2 separate regions of the Homo sapiens genome follow, and region 1 is linked to region 2. The links are chromatin loops, found by intact Hi-C in ENCODE. Cell type or tissue: transverse colon. All regions are shown on one strand. Region 1 overlaps LHFPL6 (LHFPL tetraspan subfamily member 6). Region 2 has its middle 260 kb from the start of NHLRC3.

Region 1 (5,000 bases), 110 kb after region 2:
CTTCATTGCTTCAGTTGTATTAATTCAAATTTATTTGAGTTTCATAGATAATTAATTTCTCCATTGGATTCCAAGGGTTCCCTGCCCATTTAAAAAAAATTCTGTACTGACCAAGTAATTAATGATTTTCCTAATCTCTCCAATCCTTTTATAGATACTCTGCCTGAGAAAGAACTCCCAGGGCAGAGTCTGATTCTTCCAGACCAAGCCCTTCTGAGTACCCCCACCTTCTGGCCATACTGCAGTTTGAAGTTCACCTTGATGCAGGCTAAGGCATTTGTCTGCAGCAAGTAAGTTTTCCATTTTCCAGACTTTTAGCCACAAACATCTTCACTAACTATTCTTGATCCTTCCCAGGTAAGTGCCAAATGGGACATGGGCCAAACATCTTAGAAATTGAAAACTGGAAGAATTAGGTCATGTCATCAAAACTTGCTATTTGCTAAGGAAAATGACTTAGAAATGCTTTAGAAGATATCTGCCTGTAATGGAAAAAATATCTGAGCCATAAATAGGAGTTAAATGTAATGAACTATGAAAGTGATGCTCTACTACCTAATAAATATTTTTTAAAAGGGTGTTCCACTTTAATATTAACTGAGCCATTCATATACAAGTACACAGAACATATACCTTTGCACATAATTTTTAACAATGAATTTATGACCTGTCAACTTTTTTCTTCAAGAACCACGTTATAAAAGTTGACTCATTTAATTAGCCATCAATAAATATATAAAAAACAATTTTAGAGTCAGATAAACAGTAGTGGATTATCTTGGAAAGAAACGGGAGTTTTCCTTCTGAGAATGAATGGAAGGTGGCAGACGCTGTCTGGGACACAGTGTTCAACGCTTCCCTTTCCTTCTGCATAACAGCGTAACCAAAATGGATGCCAGAGACTACTTACTCATCTTTGTACCTGACATGGTCTAAAGCAGGATGTTTATACTCAGCTATCTCAAATCCCTTTTGAAATACAGTGGAAATAAAATAAGTAAATACAACATATATGCATTCCCCAAAGTGTCAAAAACTATTGAATAAGTTACTCAATTTTGCTAAGAAATAGCTGAGTTTAATGTAAATTTATTAATAAGTCAGACATAAATTGAAATTGCTATTTGATTTATGGAAATATCTTGGCTAACTTGTAGACTAAACTTAACTGCCCTAATGCAGGCAGAAGTCTTTCCCCAGATTATCAGACCAGAAGGCCAGGGAATTATTCCATAGTAATGAAGATATCTTTTCATCCCCAAATTGAAAACAATGTTAGAAAGTTCCTGGTATAATCACTTTAATTAAGTGCAATTCATTTGATCCTTACACAGATCTTCCAGGATTACTGCTTACATATAGACAATTATAAATATCCAGAGACTTCCCAGTTCTTATTACAGGAAACTAAAATGACTTAATAAACAATGCATTCTCCCATAATTTGGGCCGATTCTATTTTCATTATAGTGCTTTCCTATATTTTGTACCAAACAAAAAACAAACACTTATTCCTTATTGTTGAACTGCTATGGCTTGAGCCTTTGAAAATAAAAGTCAGGTTCAAATATAAGCGGACCATGGAAAACAGCCGATGCCTTCTGTCACAATGACACTCTGCCTGTCAACATCCAAAACAGAAAGCAGATCCAGTTTGGAGCTTCCAGCAGCATGACCAGAAATGTAATTTAGAACAAAATTTGTAATAGTAATAGAAGGAATGAGAGGTTTGTGTTGTTATTATTATTCTTTAATTGACTATATTGGTCATCTAAGAAAGTAAAAACTCCTTTTTTGGCTTTTTCCAACCCAAAGCCACCTGAATGTTTTGTAAAGAGCCATCACAATAATCAAAGTAGTGGTCCATTTGTGCAGGATAGTGGGAAAGTAGCTTAGTGCACTTTAAGATATGAGGAATTTGTAGCGTTAAGCAGGTAACTTTGACATCACCTAAATCTATGCGCCAAATGCCTTTTGTTTCATATTTCTAAATGAATTTTTCCTTCAAGACATTCCCTGAGTCATCAGACCTAGCTCAAATTGAAATGTACTGCCAGACGCGGTGGCTCACATCTGTAATCCCAGCACTTTGGGAGGCTGAGGTGGGCGGATCACTTGAGGTCAGGAGTTCTAGACTACCCTGGCCAACATGGTGAAACCCCGTCTCTACTAAAAATACAAAGATTAGCCGGGCGTGGTGATGCATGCCTGTAATCCCAGCTACTCAGGAGGCTGAGGCAGGAGAATCGCTTGAACCTGGGAGGTGGAGGTTGCAGTGAGCTGGGATTGCACCACTGCACTCCAGCCTGGGCAACGGAGTGAGACTCCATCTCAAAAACAAAAAAAACAAAAAAACAAAAAAAACATTTGAAATGTACTGAGATACTACGCATGACCACCACTGATAGGCATTATTTGTTGTCACAGTGTTCTCATCCCTGAAGGGTTTCAGGGACTTATATGTCTCTGGGCCAAGCTGTACTTATTGATTCAAATGCCTGCCTTCCACAGTACACAAATTTGACATGACAGTTCAATATATGCACTTACTTCTTATGTTTCCTAAAGTAACCATTGAATTATTTGGGTAAAACTTACCAGAATGTCTTCAGGTAACAGTAATTACAAATGTCATTTGGTTAGGGAAGATATAATGTGAGACAGGAAAGGAAAGGAAGAAAGAAAAGGAAAAGAAACAATTCCAAAATAAATTGTTCTGTAACAATAGCTTCCTTTTAGCTCAGTCATCTAGAAAAAGAATAATTCAATAGCATTCAATGCTATTCAACAATATGGCAAGATCTCTAAGCCAACTTCTACAGAGTTTATCATTTTTGTTACAGAAGCAATAATCTTTTGTTGGATCATGCCCAGCACAAAATCCCAGACAAATGTTTAAAAGGGGAGCTTTCACTTAATATAAAAACTCTTAAAAGACTTACCTAGCCTCTGCAACTCATTTGTAAATCATGTGTTAAAATTGTCTACCTACCTTCATTATACATCAGATTTTGGATAACAAAGATATCATCTGAAGAAAAAATTTGCTAGTGGTGATTTGAAAGAAAAAAAGAAACCTAAGACACAAAAACTCTTTCACAACAGTTCAAAAATCTTGAGGCCAAATTTATGCATTCATTTGGCTTTCAGCAGGCAACTGCTTTGTCCTCAGCAGTATTATGCAAGCTTACTTAAGAATGCAGAAGAGCTCAGAGAGCTGAAAATTCTATTCCCATTGCCATGGTGAAAACCACAATGAATGAAGATAGCAGCCCCCAAGCACAAGTAGGGTGGTCTCCAGTATCCCCATGGAACACCACCACTAAACTTGAAAACAATGTTATTACACAACTTAGAAGTGAACTCTCCATCTAGGATCTAAACACATACTTCAAATATCATTTCAGAGAAACAGATCCTCTTTCTCCCCATCCCACCAACAATGACAAAACCAACAAAAGACAGTCACGAAAAACAGGAATTTTTGAGTATCCAAAAAAAATGTATGAATAACATTCACAACAGATATTTCTCATGTTCTGGAGAAATGCAGCTCCTTATTGCACAATCCAGGAGTATTTTGTACAAAACCTCCCAGAGGACACCCCCACTGAGATGATCAATCAGCCCACAGTGGCTTCAGGATGCTTTTCAAAAGTCAAGTCTTTGAAGAATGTTAACATTTCACTACTTCCTTTTCCGAAGGTTATTGAATCAAGAAGTCATTGTCCCCTATCAATCTTTGCAGGGAAAAAGAGAAATCTACAACTTCCTGATCACACAACTGCTTGGCTTACGGACAACATTCCATATTTCAAGCAATTATTACATATTAAACCATTGTATTATAAATAAGCGGTTTATTATAGGGGAGCCTTCCTTAGTGACAATCTCTGTCAGAGGGATATTTAAATAAAAGGCTAAATTTACCTTTTATAATATTTTGCTGCCTATAATAAACACATGTCTGCACGGGTAGTATGATATGTATGCGTGAATAACCTGTTTATTCCTGGGGGCAGTGAGTTGCTCTATGTACGAATATGCACATCAACTGTAGTTGCTAATATTTCATCAAAAGGCCACACTCCAGGGTGGCTGCTACAGATCTGCTTTCCTTATTTTTATGTCCACACCAACCTGAGAAGTTTTTCTAATTGGCAAAACGGGTATAAGAGGTGGGGGTTTTTGTTAGTAAAATTATTGGTGCTCAATATATGTGGATTTGGATAGAATCTAAAGACATTCTTCCCTTTTATGTGTAACACTAGAATAATCCAGGGAGCTAAGGAGGTGAGCCACTTTTTGGAAGTGAGGTGCTTTTTGAAATGGTTGCTGAACTTGATTCCAAAATAGTGGTATATCCAAGCATGATTCACAGGACTTCGGTTGCCTTATTCCTTCTCTAAGCTTAACCAAGTCCTGCCCTTATAATAGTGTTGTGTTTATCTCACGAGGACCCTTTCATATCAGCTGTGATTGAAGCACCTACAGGGACAGAGACCTGGGACTTTCATGAGCTTCAGAAAAGGCGCTATGATTACTGGGGCCTGATTGCTATGACATATCTGTGTGGGAATGTTATGAGTATGCTTCTGTATTTGCAATGGAATTGTCGGGAAGTAGAACTATAGCCCTTGCCTACCTCTAAATAATGACAAGCACTGCCAGCTATTTACAAAATTCAATTTCTCCTTCTGAGGCACATACTTAAACTGTATTTCCCAGTGTCTCTTCAGTGGGATGTGGCCATTAAGTGAAATCTAGCTAAGGAATATGGGAGTAAGTGATGTGTGCTGTTTCTCATCATGGCTTTTAAGAAGTAGATGGATACAGCTTCCCATACTCTCTTTCACTTCTGTGGGACATAAGTATTAGAAGAGACTTAGGGGATGGTATACCTATCAATAGAACCTGGATTCTTGAATCATCATATGGAAGCTGACTGGTAATATCTACTTGGGCTGTAATGTGAGCTAGAAATAAACTTTTACCGTGTT
Region 2 (5,000 bases):
GGAAAGAGAGGATCAAAAAACTACATATCAGTTACTATGCTTATTACCTGGGTGACAAAATAATCTGTACACCAACATCCCATGACACATAATTTACTTGTATAATAAACCTGCACATGTACCCATGAGCCTAAAAGTTAAAATAACAATAACAATAATAATTATTATTATTATCTGGGTTTCCATTAAAGCCAGGGGGCTAGAAAGACGTAAGTGGGAAATAATGGTTTGTAGCCTTTCATCAGAAGACTGAAAATACTTTTTCATCGTGATCCCTTTTCATCTTTTCCCAAGTTCTTGTGTGGATTGAGATAATAGCAATGAAATTGTTGCATAACTAGTGGGCCATACTTGACATAATAATGGATGACTCCAGAAGAGTGAACACACAGTGGGGCAAATGTAGAAGTATACTGTCATCTGTAAGAATAGAAGTAGCCTTTGTTTTATGATAAACTTGATTTCATTATAGTACTTGATTTCTCTCTCTTTCCATGAAAGTGAGTTTTGTAAAGGCTGAAAATCGCATGTGTACACTTTCACTGTTCAACACAGAGGATCTCTCAATGCCATTTTTGTTTTAAAGTCTTTAAAAGAAATTGCCCAGTGCTCCTTTGGATGCCCATCCAAATGCTCAGAGGAAACTGCATGAAAAAATTGTAAATTTTAAATCTTTCTCCTGTAAAGGAACTCTTTGGATGAGAAATAACCAGCCATCTAAATATAGGCTTATGTAAAATTTGTTTTTAACATGTATCTCAAACTTCAGGTATTTTCTCAAGCCCTGTGTTCAAAAAATTAACAAAAGAATATTCTTTGGAAATGTGCTTTGAACTTGTGCTTACTGTAAAATTCAGTACAAGGAGCATGTTGAAACTGTAACTTCTGGGAGGGAGTATGATAGTTTGTTTAAGAACTCCAGGGCTAATGAAAGTAGTAAGAATGAGAAAGTCAAGAAAATGTTAAGGTGTTTCATTACAAAAATGATCAAATATTCAGAGTTGATGTTGCAAAAAAAAAAAATAGAAAATGCAACAACTAATGAATTGGCACAGCCTTTTCAAATGATTTGCTTTTCACCAACAAGCCTGACTGAGCAAGGTCAAGATAGCACAGCACTGTCCAGAAGTGACAAATTTATTAGGATTTAAAATAGCAACACATGCATGTCATGAGAGATGGGCAACTGTGACTTATTCTTTCCCCTAGGAATGTACAATTTTTAAAAAATCTATTGACAGAACAGCTGAAACATGAACATGCAAGTTTTAAATTGCACGCCTAGGCCTATATTAATAAATGAGAGTAGAGACAGCCTTCTCTGTGATACTCTCCGAATATTTTATATTGAATCACACAAACAAGGATTAGAGGGCTATCGTCACAATAATAGAGAGATGACACAAATGAAAACCAAGGGAAATTTAAATTATGATTTGCCACTCTAATAACTTGAATATGTTCCTCTTATTTTAGAGTAAGAGGCCATAACAGAATTAGAAGAAATGGAAAGGCTTTTGTACAATAGTTTAGGGAAGAAGGACATGACAGTATTTTACTTTGGGTCAAAATAATCATATTCACTGTCAGTAATTAATTAGGACAAATTAATTACTGGAGTCCATTTGTTTATAGCCAATTATGAAGTTCCACTATGTGCCAGTAATGTAGTAGGAGTTGGAGATGGAAACGAGCATGAAAATAAATCATTACAATTATAACAAGATACGTACAAGTGCCAGGCAATGCTTGACAGCCCTCAATATGTTTGTTGAGTGGCTGAATGGCTGAACACAGAGAAAGTAATGTCAGACCTAAAAGGATGATGAAAGACTTCTCAACTGTCCAGCGTCAAAGAGTCATTGATGTCTCACAAGCCTACATTTATACTGCTCTCTTCTAATCAAAGTGACCCCAAACCACTGTTTTTTGGGGATGGGCATATGCTGTTTTGATTCCCAATCCCGACTTTGAAGTTGAAATAAGTCCTGATAACCCATCATCAAAGGATTGCACCAGGTATCTGTGCATGAGTTGAAACATGCAGATGTGGATTGGGTGCCAGGTAAGTGAACCACCTCTGTGACATCCCTCTGTAGTCATTTGCTTTGGTGCCATAATAAATCACCACAGTTTAGTGGCTTAAAACAAAACTAATTTATCATCGCAGTTTCTGTAGGCAGAAGTCCCAGAACTGCAGGGCTCAACTGGGCATCTGTGTAGAGTCTCACAGGGCCAAAATTAAGGCAGCAGCAGGGCTATGACCCACGTCCACATTTTCTTGTTGGCTGTGGACTGTGGACCAGGGCATTCTCAGACACTAGACCTGCCAATATTCCAAGGCTCATGGTCCCCTTCCTCCATCATCAAAGCCCACAGGTGCAGGTCAAGTCCTCCTCAGGCTGCCATGCCTCTTCTGCCTTCTCTTCCATTAGCGTATCTCTCTGACTGCCACTTCCTTCTTCCTCTTCTAAGGGCCCAAGTGATCACAAACTTCACCTCACAGGCAAAGTCTTTTTCCAACTATGGGAACATATTCAATGGTCCCAGGGATTAGGGCATGGACATCTTTGGAAGCTTGTTATTCTGTCCACCACAGCCTACTTTCAAACCTCCACAATATATGTGTTTCATAGCCATAGAGAGTGGCAGCAAGCCACTGCCATTGATCTTTAGTTTTTGGTGAATGAAAAGCAAACATACTCCATTTATTACCACTAAGAATGCAGGGATATTTTTCCAGTTTACTGTGAAGCTCCCTGATATGGTTTGGTTGTGTCCCCACCCAAATCTCATCTCCAATTGTAATCTGAATTGTAATCCCCATGAGTTGAGGGAGGAACAAGGTGGGAGGTGATTGAAACATGGGGACAGTTTCTCTCATGCTGTTCTCATAACAGTGAGTGAGTTCTCACAAGATCTGGTTGTTTGAGAAGTGTCTGGCACTCTCCCACCCCACCTCCTGCTGCCATGTAAAATGTGCCTGGCTTTCCTTTCACTTTCCACCACAATTGTAAGTTTCCTGAGGCCTTCCCAGATATGTGGAACTGTGAGTCAATTAAACCTCTTTTGTTTATAAATTACCCACTCTCAGGTAGTATCTTTATAGCAGCGTGAAAACAGAAAATTGGTACCAGGATAGTGGGATGCTGCTATAAAGATAAACTAAAACTGTGGAAACAACTTTGGAACTGGGTAATGGGCAGAGGTTGGAACAGTTTGGAAGGCTCAGAAAAAAAAAAAAAAACAGGAAAATGTGGGAAAGTTTGGAGCTTCCTAAAGACTTGTTGAATGGTTTTGACCAAAATGTTGATTGTGATATGGACAATGAAGTCCAGGTTGAGGTGGTCTCAGATGGAGACGAGAAACTTCTTAGGAACTGGAGCAAAGGTCACTCTTGTTATGCTTTAGCAAAGAGACTGGCAGTAGTTTGCCCCTGCCCTAGAGATCTGTGGAGGTTTGAACCTGAGAGAGATGATTTGAAATTGGAACTTATTTTTAAAAGGGAAGCAGAGCATAAAAGTTTGGAAACTTTATAGCCTGACCTTGCAGTAGAAAACAAAAACCCATTTTCTGAGGAGAAATTCAAGCTACCTGCAGAAATTTGCATAAATAATGAGGAGCTGAATGTTAATTTGCCACGACAATGGGAAAAATGTCCCCAGAGCATGTCAGAGATCTTCAGAGGCAGCCCCTCCCATCACAGGCCCAGAGGCCTAGGAGGGGAAAATGGTTTCATGGGCTGGGCCCAGAGCCCTGCTGCTCTGTGTAACCTCTGGACTTGGTGCGCTGTGTCCCAGCTGCTCCAGCTCCAGTGGTGGCTAAAAGGGGCCAAGGTACAGCTTAGGCCACTGCTTCAGTGGGTGCAAGCCCCAAGCCTTGGGGCTTCCATGTGGTGTTGGGCCTGCAGGTATGCAGAAGACAAGATTTGAGCTTTGGGAGCCTCCACTTAGATTTCAGAGGATGTATGGAAATGCCTGGATGCTCAGGCAGAAGTCTGCTGCAGGGACACAGCCCTCATGGAGAACCTCTACTTGGACAATGCAGAGAGGAAATATGGGGTTGGAGCCCCCACACAGAGTCCCCAGTGGGGCACTGCCTAGTGAGCTGTGAGAAGAAGTCCACCAACCTCCAGTCCCCGGAATGGTAGATCCACCTACAGCTTGCATTGTGCACCTGGAAAAGCCACAGGCACTCAATGCCAGCCCGTGAAAGCAGCCACAGGAACTACACCCTGCAAAGCCACAGGGGTGGAGCTGCCAAAGGCCTTGGGAGCCCACCCTTGCATCAGCATGCCCCGGATGTGAGACATGGAGTCAGAGGAGATCATTTGAGAGCTTTAAGATTTAATGACTGCCCCTCTGGGTTTCAGATTTGCATGGGGCCTGTGACCCCTTTGTTTTGGCCAATTTCTCCCATTTAGAATGGGAACATTTACCCAGTGCCTGTACCCCCATTGTATCTTGGAAGTAACCAAATTGTTTTTGATTTTACAGGCTCATAGGTGGAAGAAACTGGCTTGTCACTCAGATGAGACTTTGGACTGTGGACTTTGAGTTAATGCTGAAATGAGTTAAGACTCTAGGGCACTGTTGAGAAGGCATGATTGCATTTTGAAATGTGAGAAGGACGTGAGATTTGGGAGGGGCTGGGGCAGAATGACTTGGTTTTACTCTGTGCCACCACCCAAATCTCATCCAAATTGTAATTCCCACATGTTGAGGGAGGGACCTGGCAGGAGGTGATTGGATCATGAGGACAGTTTCCCCCATGCTGTTCTTGTGATAGTGAGTTCTCACAGGATCTGATGATTTTAAAAGTGGCACTTTGCCCTTTGCTGTCTCTCTCTCTCCTGCTGCCATGTAAGATGTGTCTTGCTTCCTCTTTGCCTTTTGCCCTGACTGTAAGTTTCCTGAGGCCTCTCTAGCCATGTGGAACTGTGAGTCAGTTAAACCTCTTTTGTTTATAAACTACTCAAGCTCAGGTAGTATCTTTATAGC

What was found. Hi-C counts contacts between places; a loop is a spot of excess contacts. Peaks named below come from ENCODE experiments on the same cell type or tissue, not always from the same donor. Only the 100,000 strongest peaks of a DNase experiment are listed, where the experiment ranks them.
Region 1: a loop joins it to region 2, with 35 times the contacts of the local background. A loop is called at or near these places in 2 of 110 quality-filtered maps.

What each region holds. Positions count from the first base shown.
Region 1 is chr13:39,407,121-39,412,120 of GRCh38, forward strand. All of the region lies in intron 2 of LHFPL6 (LHFPL tetraspan subfamily member 6), which reads right to left. Among named protein-coding and RNA genes, the nearest start is that of LHFPL6, 190 kb to the right of the region's middle. In transverse colon, no CTCF peak of the experiment used is centred here; no DNase peak of the experiment used is centred here; H3K27ac peaks cover 996 bases.
Region 2 is chr13:39,292,668-39,297,667 of GRCh38, forward strand. No RefSeq gene overlaps it. Among named protein-coding and RNA genes, the nearest start is that of NHLRC3, 260 kb to the left of the region's middle. In transverse colon, no CTCF peak of the experiment used is centred here; no DNase peak of the experiment used is centred here.